Linked DNA regions of Mus musculus: region 2 is linked to region 1. Evidence: chromatin loops called from intact Hi-C (ENCODE). Cell type or tissue: gastrocnemius. All regions are shown on one strand. Each heading gives the region's core, and the rest is flanking DNA. Links, peaks and the distances in the headings are about the cores only.

Region 1 (2,920 bases), core at 111-2,610:
GGAGGATATGTGAATCTTACTCTGAAGGGGAAACAAAAAATAGTCATTGGTGGTAGATGGAGAGAGGGAAACGGGTGGAAGAGGGGGTGAGTACGGTAACTGGGATGATGATCAGGTGTGGGGTGGGACTGTGGGAGAAGTCTGGGAATGAGAGTGGCAACAGATTGGGGCATCTCTGGGAGTAGCTAGAGACCTGGGATGGGGGAGGTTCCTGGGACTCTATGGGAGTGACCCTGGCTGAGACTTCTAGCAGTGGGGGAATATGGAGATTGAAGTGGCCACTTCCTATAGCCAGGTGGGACTTACAGTGGGGGGAGCAGGGCATCAATCCACCCACAAAACCTTTAACCCAAACTGTGTCCTGCCTATAAGATGCGCAGATCTAAAGATGAAGCAGAGATTGAGGGCCAGCCAATGACTGGCCCAACTTGAAACACAATCCCTTGTAAGACAGCCAATCCATGACATGGTTAATGATATTTTGCTGGGCTTACAGACAGAAGCCTAACAGAACCGTCTCCTGAAAGCAGATGCAGAGGCCCACAGGCAAACATCAAGCGGTGCTTGGGGAATCTTGTAATAGTGGGAGATAGAATTGAGTGAGCTGGTGGGATCAAAGACACCACAGAAAGCCTAAAGAGTCAACTAATCTGGGCCCGTAGGGGCTCACAGAGACTGAACCATCAACCAAAGAGCATTCAGGGGCTGGACCTAGTCACCTTACACATTTCTAACAGATGTGCAGCCTGGTCTTCATGTGGGTCCCCTAACAATTGGAGAGGGACCTGTCTCTGAGTCAGTTCCTGGCATTGGATCCTTTCTCCTAGATGGACTACCTGGGGGGAGGGGATGTTAATGGGAGAGGAGGAACTAGGGCCTATGGCAACTAGATGTCCCAGGTGGGGTGGTACCCACGGGTGCTTCCCCTTCTCTGAGGAGAATGGGAGGGAGTAATGGGGGAGGAGGAGGAGGAATTTGTAAGGGCGGGATTGCAGGAGAGGAGGAATCGGGAGGGGTACGATCTGCATGTAAAGTGAATACACAAAAAAGTAAATTTTAAAAAGCTTCAGTTTAAAAAATTTAAACCACCTTTAAGTGTTAGGTTTATCATTTTTGGCCCAAGGCTGACACCTTGTGGACATTTCCAGTAATTGTGAGCTTATTCTCTGTTCTCTGTACAGTGGTTACATCTAAGCAGGTGTACTGGCAATTTAAATTACAGAGAAACAAGCAAAGCAAAGGACAGTTAACTGAATTTTTAAAGCCTTGGGGGAACTTACTTCAGAATTTGATTTAAATTTACTTTTATTATTCACTTGCTTTTAGTGTTTGCCCAGACAAAAATATTAATTTATACTTTCTAGGTTCTGCTCAGATTGTTAAATTAACCAATTTCCAAATCAAAGGCTGTTTTCTTTCTGCTTCACTGTAGTATCGGTCCAGTTGTGTAGTCAATGACCAACTCTCTGAGAACTTCCCATCACCAATAGGCCTCAATGGGAATAAAGGCTATTAATGGCTACAAATGGATAAGAAGGGCCAGTGCTCACTGAAAAGCTAGAAGTCTTTGCTGGAAAATCTTTAATGTTTCCAGGCGGCAGAAGCTGAGGGTTAGGCAGGCTCATGGTCCTCATAAGCACAGGCCTGTCTGATGACCTTTGCTAAATATTTTTATGCATACTATATCTACCAACTTAATATAAATTCTTTGCTAGCAGATATAAACTACTTCCTAAAAATTGCCTTTATTGCAACTGCTGCCACCATGCTCCCTTTCCTAAAAACTCAATCTTTATTTTTTTAGTTTTTATTGGATATTTTCTTTACTTACATTTCAAATATTATCTCTTTTCCTGGTTTCAGCCTATCCCATCCTACCTCCCCCTGCTTCTATGAGAGTTTTCTTCCACCCACCCACCCCAAACCACCTCCCTGCCCTCAATTCCTCTACACTGGGGCATCTATCAAGCCTTCATAGGACCAAGGACCTCTCCTCCCACTGATGCATGACAAGGCCATCCTCTGCTACATATGCAGCTGGAGTCATGTGTACTCCTTTGTTTATGGCTTAGTCCCTGGGATCTCTGAGAGGGGTGGGGGGGGGTTCTGGTTGGTTGATATTGTTTTTCTTCCTGGGATTGCAAACCAAATCAACTCCTTTATTCCTTTCTCTCTAATTCCTCTATTGGGGACACTGGCTCAGTCCAATGGTTGGCTGTGAGCCTGCACCTCTCTGCATTTGTCAGGCTCTGGCAGGGCCTCTCAGGAGACAATCATATCAGGCTCCTTCCAGCATGCACTTCTTGGCATCCACAATAGTGTCTAGGTTTGGTAACTGTATATGGGATGGATCTCGGGAAAGCCTCTGGACGGCCAATCCTGTAGTCTCTTTTCTACACTTTAGCTCCATAATTGCTCCTGTGAGTATTTTGTTCTCCTTCTAAGAAAGACTGAGCACCCACACTTTGGTTTTCCTTCTTATTGAACTTCTTATAATCTGTGAATAGTATCTTGATTATTTGGAGCTTTTGGGCTAATATCCACTTATCAGTGAGTGCATACCATGTGTGTTCTTTGGCAAATGGGTTACCTCACTCAGGATGATATTTTCTAGTTCTATCCATTTGCCTAAGAATTTCATGAATTCATTGTTTTTAATAGTGGAGTAGTATTCCATTGTGTAAATGTACCATATTTGCTGTATCCATTCCTCTGTTGAAGGACATCTGGGTTCTTTCCAGCTCCTGGCTATTATGAATAAGGCTGCTCTGAACATAGTGGAGCATGTGTTCTGGTTATACGTTGGAGAATCTTTTAGGTATATGCCCAGGAGTGACACATCTGGATCCTCGGGTAGTGCTATGTCCAATTTTCTGAGGAACTGATTTCCAGAGTGTTTATACAAGTATACAATCCCACC
Region 2 (2,920 bases), core at 150-2,649, 400 kb before region 1:
GGGATAATTTTATGTGAGTGGTTGATATTATAAAAAGTTGATATTGTATGTTGTTCTAAATAATTTTCCTCTTTTTTTTTTGAGACGAGGTCTCTCATTGAACCTGGAACTCACCAATTGGCTAGACTGGCTGGCTAGTGAGTTTCCAAGATTCTCCCGTCCCAACCTCCCCAGCACTGGGAATATAGATGCACTACTTTTACATTGGTCCTGGGGAATCTGAATTCTAGGCCTCTTGCTTGCATGGTCCACTTTCCTGACTGAGCTGTCTCCCTGCCTTGATAGTCTTCTTATTATCCACTATTAATATTTTTATTAAGTTTTTGAGATGTTTATGCATTATATTTTTATCACAGTTACTTCCATCCCCCAACTCCTCTAAGATCTTCCCCCTTTCCATACCCATCCAACTCTGAGTCTACATCTTTTTAATTACTTCTTTTACTTTTGAGATTATAATGTAACTACAGTACCACCAACCCAATTTGTTCCACAAAACCTCCCCATATAATCCTCTTTACTTTCTTCCAAGTTTAAGGTCTTTTTGTCCATTGATCATTGTTACACGCATATATGTATATGCATGCATCATCCTACATCCAACAATCTCAGTCTGTGTCATGTTAATTGTATGTGTTTTCAGGGCTGACCATTTGGTATCAGATAAGTGGTTGGTGTGCTTTTACCTGGGGAATACTACTCCTTCTGCTCTCAGCCTACCTTCATTTGCCTGTTGTTCTCTGTGTAAGGTTGAGGCCCCGTGGCCGTTCCCGAGCTACATCAGCACATTTATTGTTGTTCCTCATCAGCTCATCTTTGGAAGTTGTGTTGGTGAGACTTTACAGGTGTAGTTCCTGACATTCCTGGACTATGCAACCTCACAGCAAACTCCCTGATCCTCTGACTCTCACAATCTTTCTGCTCCCCCTTCTCAAGTGTTCCCTGAGTCTTACGTACAGGAATTGTTTTGTAGATGTATTTGTTGGGACTGGGATCCACAACTCTGCATTTTGATTTGGCTGTGTTTTTCTGTAATGGTCTCTGTTGCAGAAGGAAGTTTCCATGATGAGGGGCGAGGACTACACTCATCTGTGGATTCAAGGACACATATGTAGAATGTCGTTATGGGTTATGCTGGTTTAGTAGAATGGTAATTATAGGGTCTCCAGTACCCATGACGTCACCAGCCCTGGGATAATTGGCTAGGTTCCCAGTGCCTGGAATGGTTCCCTTCCATTTATAGAACCTTTGGTAACCACCAAGGTATGCATGGAACCACCGCACTTTTAGGGTGACATGACATGCTGGTTGTCACGTCCATTGTTGTGGTTCATAGCCTCATTGTTATATGTAAGATGGTTGATTTATTCTCTCCTTTGGAAGCTTACATGATGCTTTCTGTACCTTGAAAGCTAATCCTCATGGAAGTAGCTTTCAGGTGAGTTCCAGCTCAGGGGGCCTCTACATCAGAGAGTCCCCTTAGTCCAACTAGTGCTGGCTATAAACCCTTGGAAGGTCAATCTGCTAGATCCACACCCTTAAAGAAAACTAACTCTCCCTTTCTTGGCAGCTATCAATAACAATAGTTCTTCATCAGAGAATAGGGACTTTGTGGCCACCTCCTGCCTCTATACTGAGATTTTTTGTCTGGTTTGAGTTTGAGCAGGTCTTATGCATGTTGTCACAGCCACTGTTAATTCACATGGGCAAATGTCCAGTGGTGTACACTGAACAATTTCCATGTTGTCATCTCCCAACTCTGGCTTTTATAATCATTTCACTCCCTCTTCTGCACCAATGATTCCTGATCCTTGACAGATTGGGGTGATACACACACACATATATATATATATAATTTAGGGGTGAACACTGATGATGATGTGCTGATCTGTGTGTATGATGGTAAATTAAGAGTTGTTTTAACAGTCTCTTCTTAACCCAGGCTTTGTTAATAGACCTGACCTCTTTCTCTAGCCCCTGTGATCCACGCCATGACCCTTCCTCTTCTAGCTATGAAAACTTGGTTTTCAGCATCTCCTGGTCGCTTCTTTGCTTAGGTGGCCAATTAAGACTCAGCAACTGCACTTCTTTCCAGTTCTTTTCATCACAGCTGAATTGACCTTCCCTACCTCATCTTACTTCCAGAATCTTCTATGTCAACTGAGCTATTTTTATTCTCATGATAGACAGGAAGTTTTTTTTCTTAAACTACCTGTTGGGTTTTTTAGACATGCCTCACTAGGCACATGTGAAGTAGAGTGACGGGCCGTCATCCCAGAGATGAAAGATGGGCCCAGCAGCAGGGCAGGATCTGGCTGAGTAACCTCACTGTCAGCCTCTGTTTTCTTCCAATGATGGGGAGGGCACCATCAGTTCTTTGGGACTTCTTCAAGGAAGAGTCTTATGCTTTATTTGCTCTTTTATAAGAAAGGAACTACCTTATTTCAAGAAGAGGTTAGATGTTCAATGAAATCCAAATAGTTATTGGATCTAATAAATATGGTGCTAATATGCCAACTAGCAATACACAGGTGTCAAAAATAAAAACAATGTAGGATAGACGTCAGAAAGAGAATACAACAGGATGTGCTGGTAAGCCTGGAGAGGAGTGTGCCTAAGAGCTTTCCTGAAAAGATAATACATCACAGAGGCACATCCGATTTGTCCTAAAAGCTCGTCAGCCACCAGGGCACCTTATTTCATCTGTCTTGAGTTAAATAAACAAAGTCACTCAGGTGAAACATGAACAAGCTTGGTTTTGAAGTAAGGAAACCTTGTGCTATTCTGAACCTTTGAGTTCCACACATTTGTGAGGGACACAGGTCAAGTTGAGGGCATAAACTTAGACCTCCTTTTCTTTTCTCTTTTGAGAACTCCCTTCATGACCAGCTTTAAAGTAGAAGGTCCTTCAACACATAGT

The links. A loop is a pair of places that touch in the nucleus more often than their neighbours do. Peaks named below come from ENCODE experiments on the same cell type or tissue, not always from the same donor. Only the 100,000 strongest peaks of a DNase experiment are listed, where the experiment ranks them.
Region 2: a loop joins it to region 1, with 3 times the contacts of the local background. A loop is called at or near these places in 30 of 42 quality-filtered maps.

What each region holds. Positions count from the first base shown.
Region 1 is chr3:31,788,740-31,791,659 of GRCm38, reverse strand. No RefSeq gene overlaps it. Among named protein-coding and RNA genes, the nearest start is that of Gm33886, 100 kb to the right of the region's middle. In gastrocnemius, for the core only: a CTCF peak has its summit at 1,123 (motif pointing left); a DNase peak (open chromatin) is centred at 1,044.
Region 2 is chr3:32,192,520-32,195,439 of GRCm38, reverse strand. The region is part of intron 5 of Kcnmb2 (potassium large conductance calcium-activated channel, subfamily M, beta member 2); the gene reads right to left. Among named protein-coding and RNA genes, the nearest start is that of Gm42201, 130 kb to the left of the region's middle. In gastrocnemius, for the core only: no CTCF peak of the experiment used is centred there; a DNase peak (open chromatin) is centred at 1,213.